2 separate regions of the Homo sapiens genome follow, and region 2 is linked to region 1. Evidence: chromatin loops called from intact Hi-C (ENCODE). Cell type or tissue: heart right ventricle. All regions are shown on one strand.

Evidence for each region. Peaks named below come from ENCODE experiments on the same cell type or tissue, not always from the same donor. Only the 100,000 strongest peaks of a DNase experiment are listed, where the experiment ranks them.
Region 2: a loop joins it to region 1, with 2.3 times the contacts of the local background. A loop is called at or near these places in 3 of 110 quality-filtered maps.

What each region holds. Positions count from the first base shown.
Region 1 is chr6:162,180,895-162,188,894 of GRCh38, reverse strand. All of the region lies in intron 4 of PRKN (parkin RBR E3 ubiquitin protein ligase), which reads left to right. Among named protein-coding and RNA genes, the nearest start is that of LNCR-SMAL, 50 kb to the left of the region's middle. In heart right ventricle, no CTCF peak of the experiment used is centred here; no DNase peak of the experiment used is centred here; H3K27ac peaks cover 2,924 bases.
Region 2 is chr6:162,383,260-162,391,259 of GRCh38, reverse strand. All of the region lies in intron 2 of PRKN (parkin RBR E3 ubiquitin protein ligase), which reads left to right. All of the region lies in intron 1 of LOC105369171 (a long non-coding RNA gene), which reads left to right. Among named protein-coding and RNA genes, the nearest start is that of LNCR-SMAL, 150 kb to the right of the region's middle. In heart right ventricle, no CTCF peak of the experiment used is centred here; DNase peaks (open chromatin) are centred at 3,097 and 3,281; H3K4me3 peaks cover 483 bases; H3K27ac peaks cover 5,244 bases.

The DNA of each region.
Region 1 (8,000 bases):
TAATCATTGCTTTTCACAAAACTGTTTTCATTGTTAAAGAGCTTGAGAGAAAGTTATCTGACCTAAATGTTTCCACCCATTCTTCTAGTTTTGTTATTTAAAAAAAAAAAAAAAAACGAAATCTAAGGAATGTTCCACCTGTAGGCTCTTCAAATGTTTAAAGCAGCTACAATGATTTACTTCCTAGGGCTTTCCTTCTGTATTAAACTTACGATTCAAGCATTAAAAAGGGACAGAGTATTCTCCTGCCTCAAAGAAGTTTTCTTTTCAAAGAACAGCGTTGGAGCCACGAAAGGTATGGCAAGACTATGAAAGAAGATCCTGAAATTAGAAGGTGAATGTGCTCTTAAGTAGGACCAGGAGATTGCTGTTGGGTTGTGGATAGGGCCTATGTGGACATTGATCCAGTACTGACTGTAGAGAAGGAAAAGGCAGAGTGTACACAGGGCCTTCTTTGTGGAATGATGTTGGTGTTCAGGTTGGAGAATGAAGAGGCAGGGTTGGAAATGACAATTCAGAGCGAGCAGGTGTGGCAGCCACTGTGTCAGACACTGAGCTTATCACCAGGGTTGGTCATAGTGGGACGTGTTGAGCCACTGGAAATTTCATGCCTACTGGTGATTTTTGTAAAGCAGCTCCCGGTATATCTGTATGTCTGCTGATAAAGACATACCCGAGACTGAGCAATTTACAAAAGAAAGAGGTTTATTGGATTTACAGTTCCACACGGCTGGGGAGGCCTCACACTTCTGGTGGAAGGTGAGAGGCACGAAGGAGCAAGTCATGTCTTACATGGATGGTGGCAGGCAAAAAGAGAGTTTGCAGGGAACTCCTCTTTTTAAAATGATCAGATCTCATGAGACTCATTCACTATCATGAGAACAGTGCAGGAAAAACCCACCCCCATAGTTCAAGCACCTCTCACTGGGTTCCTCTTATGACGTGGGAATTGTGGGAGTTACAATTTAAGATGAGATTTGGGTGGGGACACAGCCAAACCATATTAATGTCCAAGACAAACCTTTTGTAGCTTCAACTGCACAACCCATCACGCTGTATCTGGTGGTGGTTCCTTTTACTGAGGATTCTTTTGTCTCCTCTAAAGGAGTTTCCATGTCCTCCTGGCAGATAGCATTTTTGTTGAGGCCATGGATGCTGCTGACACATTCTTTGGTAAATGTCATGTTATATTAATAGATTTTCTCCCAGGGCCAAATGGATAACTTTAAGTTTCAATTACAGCTTTATTTCAGTACATAGTAGTGTCCAGTCTCTTGAAAACAACCAACTAAACAAATAAAAAGCTTGCCATGTACTCCTGCTGGGCCTGCATTAGGCTGGGCACTTGCTGGAGGGGTGGTGTATATTGGGGTGGGGGGCATCCTCCGTCCTTCCCCACCTTGAACTTGCTCCCCTGCACTGCCATTTTGCTCTCTTCTGTTTCTGATACCTCAGTGTTGAAGCACAATTTAGGAGCTTAGCAAGAGGGCACAGGAAAGTTCTCACTCAGCTGACACTGTCATGGGATATGTTTAAGCTGTCAAGTGTAGGAAGTGTGAAAAGCAAACTTTATCTCATTGGCTCCTGTACAAGTTGTTTAGAGGTCACCAGAGGAAATGTCTGCTTCACCTCCAAGCATATACTGATGTTCCTCCTCCGGTGATCACTTCTTTCTCAGCTGCTGGTTTTTCACTGTTATCCACCCCGATTTTCTCTGTTGGAGTCTCCTTGGTCTTCCAGGACATCTTGGGTAGAAACTAAAGTGGTTTCAGTGCAGCTCTTTTTCATTTTCCATTGGGCATTCTCATACATATTTTGTTTTAACAAACTCTGGGATCACAGACTAAACCCAATATAACTATACCAACAAAGTAGCTAGCCTTTAACATTATCAAGTGGGACTCGGGTCAGACCTGAACTCACTCTCTGTATTAGTCCTTTCTTGCCTTACTGTAAAGAAGTACCTGACACTGGGTAATTTTCAAAGAAAAGGAGTTTAATTGGCTGATGGTTCTCCAGCCTGTACAGGAAGCATAGTGGCTTATGCTTCTACAGAGACCTCAGGAAGCTTCCAGTCACCGCAGAAGGCAAAGGAGATGTGAGATGTTTTACCTGTCCAGAGTGAGGAGGAGGTGCTACGCACTTTTAAACAAACGGATCTTGTGAAAGCTCACTCACCATCCCAAGAACAGCACCAGAGGGATGGCGCTAAGCCACTCATGAGAAACTGCTCCCAGGATCCAACCACCTCCCACCATGCCCCACCTCCAACACTGGAGATTACAATTGAACATGAGATTTGGGTGGGGACACAGATCCAAATCATATCACTGTTTCTCCTTAACTCTAGAAGAGCCATATCAAGCTCTCTGAGTGGAGTCTTTCCATAGAAGCCCTTTTCTTCCACAAAGAAATCACCTTCAAACATTATCTCACCTTCAAACATTATCTCCACTCACTCCAACAAACCAATCTATAAATATGATGTTCATGAGATGTTTCAAAATAGCCCATGTTTGGAAGAAAAGGATGTACTTTCTGCTTGATTTGGCTTTGAGCCTAAAACTGCTAAAAAAAAAAAAAGTCTGTTAAAAAAATTATGTCAGTGATGTTTAGATTTGTAAATTCACATAGGCAATCAGCACCTCTTTTGGTTTATAGTATCTCTTGTATCTGGCTTTAATTGAAACCTCCAATTTAATATTCTATTACATAAGCTTTTCATGTAGAGCCTTTTACAGCTCAAAAAGTATTTTCACACACATTGTCTTTATTGATTTAATAACCATGTGAATTGGGTAAGGTTGGGAATCCTGTGACTATTTTACACCCAAGAAAACTATACAAGGTTCACAGAGAATAAGAGAATTACCAAAGGAACAGTGTGAGGTGGGCTCTCAAACCACATGTTTTGAAAAAAAAAATCTAAAGATTTTCTCCTTCTGCTACATAGCCTCTTCTCTTAACAGGGAGCTAAATATCTTTAGTTGGTACATCATTATTTTTAACACTACTTGCTCCGTAGAGTCCCTAAGGCATTTAAAATATTTTAAATGTGCAGGATCACTGTCATCCTTTTCTTCTAAGATGTTCTTATATTTTTCTTTGATTTATGTTTTGAAGGCTCCATCTTTGTTGAGGCCATGGATGCCGCTGACACATCCTTTGGTAAATGTCATGTTATAGATGTTCCAGCCATCTATTAAATTCCATCTCATGGTATCAGGATAAGAAGAGCTGAAAATTAGCTGAAATGTGGACCCTTCGTACCACAGAGCTGCTGTCATTTAGACTAAGCTGTTACTCACTAGTTTTTCCTGGAGGGAAAAAGATTTTGAAATCACTTATAATGAAGGACGCAGATAACACCGGAACCTCTTGACCTAAACTCTTGTCCTTCCTGTTGTTTTGTTTCCTTCGACAACATGAAAAACATTTAATAATGACTTTGATTACTTTATGTTTAATTTGGAGCAGGGTATTCAGCCGTAAGTTTTTGTTTCCTTTATTTGGAAACCTATGATTTTGAAGAAGGGGTGGCAGGAGAGTGAATTGGCACAAATGTTAGGTTCTATATATTACTCAAGTTTATCATTTAGTGGGGGGAAAAAGTAAGTTTACCTTGTACAGCTTGAAATTTAGTGGGCATTTATTTTCAAATGGCTATGCATTGTATTGAACTTGGAAAATTAAGATGAGTTTAGAAAAAATATCCATAACATTGGAAAATGTGCTGTGGAATACATAGTTTAGGTGAAATATGTACTAAATAATATCACAAATCTAGGAAAATGCCAGTATATATGTTCAGAAGCAGAGCCCAATACAAGTTTCATAACGATGCCACTTTTGTCTTTATTAGATGAGGCTTTCTTTGTTAAGATTAGTCAGAACAGAAGACCAAGGCAGTCAGGAGCACCCCCCCACCCTTATTTTAAGATTACAGTTTTGTGTATAAGAGTTTTGAAATAAATGCTTCATTTAGGAGACAGAAACTCGTATTGTTAAAAAGTGGAGAAAATTGGTTTACTTTAAGTTTCTCAAAGGTTTATATACCAAAACTTCTCAATATTGCCTGGCCTACTCCAAACATGCAGATTTCAGAATCTTTAAAGCACGTGTGAAATGTGCATCTTTAACTTCAGTGGGGATCAGCAAAAGGGAAGTCAAAGGAGGCTGGATGTATTAGTCCGTTCTCACGCTGCTATGAAGAAATACCGGAGACCGGGTCATAATAAAGAAAACAGGTTTGACTGACTCACAGTTCCGCATGGCTAGGGAGGTCTCAGGAAACTTACGATCATGGTGGAAGGGGAAGCAACATGTCCTTCTACACAGGGCAGCAAGAGAGAGAAGAAATGAGAACCGCACGAAGGGAGAAGCCCCTTATAAAACCATCAGATCTCATGAGAACTTAATCCCTATCATGAGACTAGCATGGGTGAAATCGCCCACATGATTCAGTTACCTCCCACCAGGTCCCTCCTGTGAAACATGGGGATTATGGGAACTAATAATTGGGTGGGGACACAGCCAAACCATATCAGCGGGGCAAGCCCAAATTTGTAAATGTTGGAAGTAATCAAGAGAAAGAGAGGACAGTGGATGTTTTTTACTTCACTAGACTCTGCCCTTTTGTGAAGCCTCCTATTATGCAATCAGTAATTTTTGCTTATTGAATATTGGATTTGATTGATTAAAAGGACAAATAAAGTACAAGATCCTGGATATGTACATTAATTAGCAAAAGTTGATACAGAGCTGTACTGTCCAATATGTCAGCCACTAGGCACATATGACTTTTTAAATTTTCATGAATTAAAATTAAAGAAAATTAAATAGTCAGATTATCAGCCACAGTGGCCACATTTCAAGGACTCACTGGGCAGTTGCAACTAGAGGCTGCTGCATTCATTGTAGTTTAGAGCATTCCTGTCAACAGAAAATTCTCTTAGATAGCACTAGTTCAGGGGATTCTCCCTGGGGCAGTCAGGTGCACCTGTTTGGATTTTTAGAACTAGTAAGTGTATTTTTCTAAAACTAGGAAGAAAGAGCTGGAAAAAAGTTACTTGGCTATTGCATAAATGGGGTGTATGGTAGGGATCGAGGGGCGGCATACTGCGGCAATTCAAGTGTTAGTAAAGTTTTATGGCTATTGAGCCCAAAGCTTAGAAATCAGACAGGCCTTGCCTTGGTCATGCAGTCAGCAGTGACAGATCAGATCTGGGACTAGGACCAAGGTTGTTAGTTTCCCAACTTATAGTTTTATCACCATATTGAATTCCTTCCAAGATGTATACTTTGGCATATAATTTTGGAACCACAAATCTTTGATTTTTATAAGACAGAGAGGCTTACAGTCTTTCCCTCCCCATACCAAGACAGGAGGGGAGGTGACTTTCTTACACAGAGAAACCTACTTCATAGGCTGCCATCTGTCAAGGACATCTCCTTCACCTTCTTATCCTCAGAGTGGGTCAGCAAGGAGACCCACCAGAAGATGATGATGGCAGGGAAACAGCTCCATGTGGCCTGTGTGAGTTCCCTGTCAGTAGCAGCTGTCTCTCAGATCCCTTTGGGCTGCAGCCTGGGTTCTGCAGCAGAAGAACTCCCAATGCCTTACATGTCTCCTTAGGACCTCATTTGTTCTCCATCCTCTTACATCTTCCCTATCTGAATAGCAGCCACCTTCCAATGCATGTGGTTCTCAATGTGAGAACACATTGGGCCTCCCGACATTTAAATGCTGAAGGTAGCACCGTGCTTCTGGACAGGAATTTATCTGCTTGAGACCACATGGTTATGGAAAATGTTATTTTGTCAATGAAATGCAAATATACATTAACCAAGTATCCTTACATTTATAGAAATTCTTTTTTATCATTATTTCTTCAAATCGGCAGAAAAGCACCAAAAAAAAGAAAAAAAGGTGTCAGAAATGACCCAATAATAATGCATTTTAGAAGTAGGTGAAAAGCAGTTTTCACAAAACTTTAGTTTACTTGAACGTTTCAAATAATACAATAGTTATTTAGTTGAAGGTTAAATTTAAGACAGTGTGACAAAGAGATACAAAATGAGCATATGCTGTTGGAAAAATGGTGCCAATAGACTTGCTCTAAGCAGGCTTGCCACAGAACATCAATTTGTAAAAAGGGCAATATCTGCAAATTACAATAAAGTAAAAGTGCAATAAAATGAGGTATGCCCACACATGTTTTAATAAGAGAAAAATTCCCGTGTACTCCTGCGAGGATCCTGGGATGAGCCCATGGGAGCTGGCTGAGTGGTAGTAACTTGCCATCCCATGTTTCAGACTGAAGTGTTAGATTTGCATGATGCTTGGGTGCCTGCACACCCTCCTGACACACAGTGATGTTTTCCCAGGTGGTTCTTCACTGTCCCATGTCAGTAGACTCCCGGTAGATCCACCCCGCCCAGTTCCATAGACAGGCTTCAGCCTGACGGCAACTACAGCTAGTGCCACTTGTCCTCAGGCTGAGACGCTTCTACGTGTAATATAAAATTCTATTATATTTTATAAGTCTGTCTTCAATATCTCTGAATACAGCATTTCTCCTCAAGTTTACACCCATTCTAAATGTAAACGCAGATTGAATCATGATTTTAAGTGTAGCGTTTGATCTCCAGGCAACATCTGTGTTTAATGACTAGAGTGTAGTGTATTTGGAACCATCAAGAAGGGACTAGTACAGCAGTAATACAGCAAATAACAGCTCCAACCCCTGTCTTTGTCCAGGGTAGAAACTGGTGGATGCAAAGTAAGTGTGTAAAAAGAACACACTTTGCATGCAGTTCCTTTCTTTCTCTACACATTATTTGTGAGATTGCAATACAAAAGAAAATACGCCAGGAACTCAGATCACTGAGAATGTTTGTACGTATTCTGGGATAATGAGTCAGTACAATATCTGACTCATTATCAAACTGAGAATGGATTTCCTGTTTTTGATAAGGTAACCAAGTTCCTCTTCCTAGATGTGTGACCTTTGGCAAGATCCTTAACCTTTCAGAACCTCTTTTCTTATTCTCAACTTCTTTCCTACCCCTAAATCTGAGTGTGTCTGTGCACTTTTCTCTTGGGCAGGGATAGTTGGAAGCTGACAAGCAATGATGGAATAAATAATCAAATGCACATAAAGCAATTTGCTTAGGACCTGATTCCCACTTAGTGATTCCTACTTATGATTCTTAGTTTCTTTCCCTGATTCTCCCCATGTTTCTCTTTGTGGTTGCTGTTGTTATTTTGTATCTCAGGTGTACCATGTTGGATTCTATGGTTCTTGTACAACACTGTATCAATATTTGTCCAAGCCTGACCCTCTTTATGCATTTATTTCTCTTTTTCTTTCTTCATTTTCTGATTACCTTCCCTTGTCCCGTTAAATTCAAAAAGCATTTAATACCTACTATGTGTGGAAATCCATGATCTGAAGTAGAAGCTGTAAGTGGTTCCAGAGCCAATATGACCATCATCCTTATTCAGCTCATGTGCAGATGTTGGTAACACCAAGCATCCACTTGTATTCTTTGGTTTCAGTACCAGAAATAGCAAAGAAATATGCAAATGGTTTGTGTGATTTATGTAATTAATCCCACTTCCCTTTCCTATGCTTGCTGGAAAGCTTAGAAACAAATAGGTGTCCTGCCTCTAGCAAGCACATGAAACTTCGGGAACTGACCTGGGACTGGAACGTCACCCCCGACTGGGTCAACATTTCCTACCCTTCTGTTCCTCGGTCAGCCCACTCCCCTCCACAGATATCTTCACTTGCTTGTATTGTTATGGGCTGTTTCACGTTCTTTCTGAATGAAACGTGGTGTAAAGGAACAAATAAGCTTACAAATGTTGCAGGGATGCATTGTGTAAACCCATTTTCACCTGAGAATGAGGCCAATCCAGTTTAAACTAGAATCATGTTATTTGGATTTTGCCTGTTCCCTGATGTCCTCTTTGGTGTCTACCATCTCTGGTCTAG
Region 2 (8,000 bases), 200 kb before region 1:
GTCAAGCATGCGCAGTAAGAAAATTATCTTCCTGGATGAAGTCATTGCAGATGTTCGAAATCCATGTCAAGCATGCGTAGTAAGAAAATTATCTTCCAGGAGGAAGTCATTGCAGATTTTCGAGATGCACTTGAAATAAGTATTTCAACATTTTTAGTTTCACATCTGTGGCCAGCTAAAATAGTTTCCACGTGAGTTTACAGCGAAGTTTCATCCAAATATCCTTGGAATTCTAACAACACTTCTTTCTAGGACTAAAGAAAATTCAGCATCTGAATTAAAAGAAGGTGCCTGTGGTCCTTATCAAATATTTGACTTACGTTAAGAATAATCTATACTCTATTATTTCTTCTTCCCCAGAAGATTTCTTCTTATTTAACTTCTGTTTTTATAGATTTATATTTATTACACTTTAATTTTTTGTACCATCTCTACCCTAAAAAGTGTTAAGTTTTACTCCTATTATGTTAACAAATAGTCAAATAATACTAAACTGACCGTTAATATACCTTAGCAGGGCTGGGCATTGTGGTTCATGCCTGTAATCCCAGCACTTTGGAAGGCCGAGGTGGGTGGATCAGTTGAGGTCAGGAGTTCGAGATCAGCCTGGCCAACATGGCAAAACCCCGACTGTACTAAAAAAATACAAATATTAGCCAGGCGTGGTGGGGGCATCTATAGTCCTAGCTACTCAGGAGGCTGAGGCAGGAGAATCACTTGAACCCGGGAGGCGAAGGTTGCAGTGAGCTGAGATTGTGCCAGTGCACTCCAGACTGGGTGACAGAACGAGACTCTGTCTCAAAAAAATCCAAATATATATATATATATAAGGTGTGTGTGTGTGTGTGTGTGTGTGTGTGTGTATATATATATATATATATATACCTTAGCAGTATAATCACCATGTGGCATTCCCCTCCAAAAAGTCAGAATCATTGGAAAGATTTCTTTAAAAAACTAAAAATTTCTTTAAAGAAATTTAGGTACAAACTGATTATTATTATTTTTCACTATTTGGTGTTATACATTTAATTTTTAAAAAGCAGTTAACGAAAGAGTGAATTATTAAGATTTTGGAGTCAGAACTGGACTCTTTCCCACGTTATGTAGGATCTCATGAGGTTAAAGGAGTTTCCAACATTTACGGGAAATGAACATTGGCGCTATTACCCAGCTCTTGAAGTTAATCCAACATTATTAGGTTAATGATAGCATTGCTATTCTTGCAAGCATTGGCAATCTCCAGAGATAAACCTAAGAAAAAACAAAAATACTGTCTCACCTTGAGCCTGCACTAAGTGAGAATCTTATGCAACTAGCCAAAATTAGACAGGCAAAGGCCAAATGCCAGTGCAGAGAAACTCTGCAATAAAGCCAGCCATGGGGTTGTTACCCTAGTGCAAAGAGTATGTAGGAAGCTCAGAAAATTAGGAAGTTTGTTTAGCTTTTTACTGAGGAGTGGGGAAAGCTTTGGACTCCACTAGGCCTGTGTTTGAATTCCAGCTTTACCACTTATTAGAAGGATAATCTTGGCTAAGTTACTTATCTTCGCTGAAGTTCTGGTTGCTTATTTGTAAATTGAGAATATTAATGTCTGGTTTATACAGATATTAGTAGCAAATTAACATGCTTTTGCCAAGTATCTGCTGCAATACACACTGGTTACCAAGAAATTGGTAAATGATTAAAATGAATCATCGGACACCTTTTAGACTGGGTAGAGGGAATGCAAATGGGCTGTGTGTACGTCTATTTTGTTTTCTTTCTTAAATGAGCATGCCAAGATGCAAAGGTTTTTTATTTCTTTTAATCATTGTTTGATACTTGGAAATGCCTCACTTCCAGTCAGAGGCTCTGAACAGCAACTAGTATTTTCCTAGATGAAGAATTACTGATTATTTCCCCATGGGCAATCATTACCTAGGGAAGAAGGTAGCTTTGCTCATCACCTGCACCCACCGGTGCCCCAGCTCTTCTTGGTGGCTTCTTTCAACAGGATTAAGCTGTGCTCCAACTGCCTTCTTGCTATTTGGGCTCCTATATGTTGTGTGGCCCATCCCAGCCCTGCGCACACCACCCTCACTGAGCTAGGAGGCATTTGGAGAACACAAACTAGCCTGCACTTTGGCAGGACTCACACATCCATTCAAAACAAGAAGTGATCGGGAAGGGCTAGCACCTTACTTTCTCCTCATTTACATAAAATGTCTAAGAATTGAGGGTCAGGTTTTTTTGTTTTTTTTTTTTTTTTTCTGGAGGAACTGAAAGGATTTTAAAATGAAGCTTTGGGTGTTGGGGACAAAAAGTGTCTGGGGTCTTGGCCTCTGTGACTTTCTTTTAGGGACTTTGGACTGGACAGTGGGTAAGTCTTTCAGTTCCTTTGCCAGGGCATCAGACCCCCATACCCGACTTTATATTCTACATTTGGGCTGAGTCTGTTCTGTGCCAGATGCTGGGCCAGATGCTGGCATCCCAGCAGAGTAGAGAAGGGCCCCCTGGGCACATGTAATGCAGATACTGGAGAAGAGAGAGGGGTCCAGGGTGAGGTGGTTCATGTCCCTCCCCGAGCACAGTACGTGGCACAGAGAGGCTCCACCCATGGCAGCAGTGTTGTTAAGACATCTGTCCTTGGAGACCTCTGAAAGCTCCACCCATGGCAGTGGTGTTATTAACACACCTGTCCTTAGAGACCTTTGGCTTGGGAGTCAGTCACCTTTTGACCTGAGTTAGGAAATTCCTAGGGTCAGGCTCAGAAAAGCTGCCCCTCAACCTTGCTGTGTGCTAAGTGAGGAAGTAGTGCATTTAATTTTCATTTTCTTATTAAACCCTCTGGCTTTTTTCATCAGGATAGAAACATAGTTAGAGACCCAAAATTGGATAGAAACGTTGTTAGAGATCCGTAAGTGTCACTCTTGATAGAAATGAAAGATGACGATTGGAGCTTTCCTTGTGCTGGGTGTCTTGGGAAGCTGGACCTGGGCCCTAGAGGTCAGAGAGGAAGGGTGTCTGTCTCCTCAGGCGCCTTCCTCGGCCTAGCCCCACACTGCCCAGAGTCGCTGCCAACACCCTCCTCCTGCAATGAAACCTGGTCCATTGCCACTGCAGTCCCCAGGGCCAGCCCGAAGAACATAATTAACTCAAGAATTGCATGAATTCAGCCTTCTCCTAAAATAACACCCCAGTCACTGACAACCACACGAGTTTACCTCAGTTCTCTGCTTTGCAGAGAATATTTTTGTGTTGTTGGCTCTGCCTTCCCCACGAGACCGTGTGTTTTACAAGGACCTTGTCTGTCACGTTCACTGTTGTGTTCCCCAGCACTCAGAGGAATTCCGCCATGGAGTTAGCACAGACAGCGCTGGTTGGAGGAATGAGTGAGTGCATCTACTCAGCCAGAGGCCACCTTGTTTCATTGCTTGTCCTCCCATGCAGATTTCCACCTGACGCATTCTTCTGTGCTTTTCCTGGCAATAAGGTGAAGAAAAGGCAGCATTCGAAGGATGTTTAGAACACCATTTCAGATACCACACTTGTGTGGCTTTCATGATAAAATGCTCTGTTGATTCCACTTTTAAGTCTTCATACTTTAGACTTTGAGGTACACACCTTGGCTAAGAACCTTAGGGACTATTTGCAGACAAGTGGAAAATTTCTCTCTCTCTCTCTCTCTCTCTCTCTCTCTCTCTCTCTCTCTCTCTCTCTCTGTGTGTGTGTGTGTGTGTGTGTGTTGTGAGGAGGGTTTATAAGAATAAACACTAGACCATTAATTTTTATTTTCTTCTTAACTTCAATAATTTGAGCAATTATTATCGTTGTTTCTCAATTTCTCTGTATGAACAACAAAAATTATTCGTAACAGCCTTCTCACAATAAGATTAGAGAATTTGTGCTTGTAAATTGAGCTTAAGAACTATTACTAAGGAAAAAAATAAGCTTTTGTTGAGAATAATAACCTTTAGTATAAAAATTATCACAGCCTTCCAGTAAACATTTGGTTGGAGAAATTTTTTTTTTTTTTTTTTTTTGCTTATTTTTTCTTAGTGTGTAATTACTGGATTTTCAATTCTTGTTGCCTTTATGAACCTTCTAAAATGTTTCATTCATTTTATTCACATCATTGCTTCAAAAATTCTATTAGCATATTTTGTAGTGTGCACCCTAGTATAGTAATACTTTTGTGTAACTTAAAAATAAATAAATAAATGAATCTATATTTGGGGTCCCTGCTCAAGTCGACTTTTTAATTAACTTCCATTTTAAATTGTGGACACAGAGAACAAGGTATTTACATCATTTAGAAAAGACAGGGATTCTGCCTTGGGGAGATAATTGAATGCAATGTTACCTTATTGACGTAGTCTATATTTATTTGAGAGTGACTTCTGCGTCTGCTTAGTCATAAAACATTACCCTGCAAAAAAGGTTTAGATTGAGTTTGAAACTATAAAATCATATTTTAGATTTTGATTGGAATCTCAATACAACCTACCAATTTTTCTTTCTCCATCTGTGTTCATCTGTCTGTCTCTGTCCCTTATACCTGCGCACACACATGCATACACGCACATATGTGCACACGTACGTACACGCATATTTCACAGACAGGCTGGGGCGGAACCCAGCACAGGCACGGGGATGTGCAGGGCAGCCTCCTGAGGGCCAGCCCAGTGCTGGACCCAAACCATTCTGGGAGTCCAGGGAACACCAAGCTCAGCCTTACCAGACCCACCAGAGGAATCAGCAAGATGAAGAGAACCCACCTCTGACAAGTACGAGTGGACTTTCTCATGTTTCTGTTTTGTGGCAGGAGCAGAGACAAGATTTCACATTAGGTGAAAATATTTCAGTTACATAACATATAGTTTCACATAAACTATAGGGTTAAAAATGAGTTTAATTTTTAGTATAAATATACTTTTAAACTTGACATAAAATTATATGTTTTTATTATATACCACGTGCTGTTTTGAAGTAGACAGACACTGTGGCACGGTTAAATTTAGCAAATTATCAAATGTATTACCTCACTTAGTTAGCATTTTGCTGGGAGAACACACCATCCAGTCTCTCAGCATTTTCCACAATACATCGTCATTAACTGTAGTCCCCATGCATGCAGTGTAATTTAAGTCAGCTAAATATTTAATGATTGAGTCACTAGGAGATGGTTGACTCTATATTTATATGTATCCTGCATCTGCATAGGCACCTCTTTTTTTAAAAAAAATCAAAATACAATTGGCGGGTTAGTCATTTATAGAAATTGATTTTTCCAAGATTATACTGAGCTTGTCATTCTCAATAGGACAAGAGGACCTATTTTACTTATTTTGACATAGATGAAATTTGAAGTTACTTTTTGAAAAACTTTGGAATCTGAAACTTTTTTTTTTAGGGAAAAAACCGAACTGAATAACATTCAAGTTGGTTTTTAAAAGATTGAAATTAATTTCCTTTTGTTCAGAAAACAATATATCATTTTTATTTTCCCAAAGAAATCTGTGAAGGACCAAAAAGTCAGGGATGGATTCAAGCAGAATGAAGGTAATAAACTTTCCCTCCCACTCCATCGTGTCTGCATGAAACTCAGTAATGAGCACAGGAAGGCCTCTGCCTGTGGTCAGCCTTGTGAAGATGAGAAAGGAGAGCGGGAAAGGACCTGCTGAAATAGCGCGCAGTCAAGTTATTTAAACACCACGGTGTCACATTTGATGTTTGGGATGAGTTAGATCTAACAGATGTTATCCTCCTCAGGATAGTGCACATATCAAAGGGAGCAGTAAAAAGCCACCGCAATTAGCTCTACAAGCCGTTAATGATATTATCAGGTTGGTTATTAATAAGTAATAGAGAAAGTTTTTGTGTGGTGACATTTATGTATGATTGTCTTCCTGTTTTATTACTGGAATGACTAGCTAATATAAAAGCTGTTAAATGGTTCTCTTTTTGCTTTATACCATGTTGGGCGTACAGGGGTTGCAGATAACTGGTGTGTTTATGTTATCTGGGTGAAGTGGCATGCAAACCTGCTACCATTGGTGGTTAAAACTTAGTTTATTACTCAATTCCTTGAGGGAATGGGGACATACTCCCTATTTCACTTTCATGTGAGTTCCATAAGTATCTTGATGGTATTTTCAGGTTTTTTAAAAAGATAATTAATATGATTCTGTATGTCTTTGTTAAAGAAATAGAATAGGCTGCAGGAGTTAAATTTCATGAGGGGGGAAATACTATGTCTAAAACTACTTAAGTCATGACTTTACTGTGATATAAACATAGGCCCCTTCATACTAAAGTGGGACACAGAGCAACAAAAGGGAGGGGAAGGCAGGGTATTTTAGTGAAAATAAAGACTTCGAAGCTAATGTAATGCTGCCTCTGATGCCTACTTACTCTACTTCCTTAAACAAATCATTTCTCCTCTCTGCATTGCAGCTTTCTGACCTGTGAAATAGGAAAAAGTAATACCCGCCATATAAGACAATTTAAAGAAATGCAGCGTGTAATAAATATTTGCTGGTATCACAGGCACAGCTCATTTTACCATGCTTCCCTTTAGCATGCTTTGCAGATAATGAGTGTTTTTTTTTTTTGTTTTTTTTTTTTTTTACAAATTGAAGCTTTGTGGCAACCCTGTATCAAGCAAGTCTATTAGCAGCACCATCTTTCCAACAACATGTGCTCACTCTATCTCTATCATTTGGTAATTCTTGCAATATTTTAAAGTTTATCACTTTATCTGCTTTGGTGATCTGTGAGCGGTGATCTTTGATCTTATTGTTTTGGAGTGCGATGAACTGCTCCCTTACAAGGTGGCAAACTTAATGTGTGTCTTCTGACTGCTCCACTGACCAGCAGTTCCCCCACCTCTCTTCCTCTCCTTGGGCTTCCCTATTCTCGGAGACAAAATAATATTGAAATCAGGCCAGCTAATAATCCTACAGTGGCCTCTGAGCATTCAAGTGAAAGGAGGAGTTGCAAATCTCTCACTTTAAATCAAAAGCTAGGAATAATTTAGCTCAATGAGGAAGCCATGTCCAAAACTGAGACAGGTTGAAAACTAGGCCTCTTGTGCCAAATAGCCAATTTGTGAATGCAAAGGAAAAATTCTTGAGGGAAGTGCTACTCCAGTGAACACATAAATAATATGAATGTGAGACAGTCTCATTGCTGATGTGGAGAACATTTTAGTGGTCTGAATAGAAGTTCAAGCCAGTTACAACATTCCATTGAGCCAAGACCTGATTCAGACAAGGGTCTAACTCTTTTTAATATCATGAAGGCTGAGAGAGGTGAGGAAGATGCACAAGAAACATTTGAAGGTAGTAGAGGTTGGTTGATGAAGTTGAAGGAGAGAAGCCATCTCCACTGCATAGACATGTAAGGTGAAGCAGCAAGTGCTGATGTAGAAGCTGCAGCAAGTCACCCAGAAGTTCTGGTTATGATCATCGATGAAGGTGACAACAGTAAACAACAGATCTTCAGTGTAGATGAAACAGCCTTCTATTGGAAGATGCTATCCAGGACTTTCATAGCTAAAGAGAAAAAATCAATGCATGGCTTCAAAGCTTCCAAGAACAGCCTGCCCTTTTGTGAAGGGCAAATGTACCTGGTGACTTTAAGTTGAAGCTAATGCTCATTTACCATTCTGATAGTCCTAGGGCCCTTAAGGATTATGCTGAATCTACTCTGACCTTGCTTTGTAAATGCAACAACACAGCCTGGATGATGGTACCTGTGTTTAGGGCATACTCGAGTGAATATTTTAAGTCCACTGTTGAGCCTTACTGTGCCCTAATGCTCAGAAAAAAATGACTCTTCAGAACATTACCACTCATTCATGATGCAGCTGGTTACCCAAGAGCTCTGATGGAGATGTTCAAGGAGGTGAATGTTGTTTTCATGCTTGCTAACATAACGGTCATTCTGTAGCCCATGAATCAAGGAGTAATTCTAATTTTCAAGTCTTATTATTCAAGAAATACATTTCATTAGGC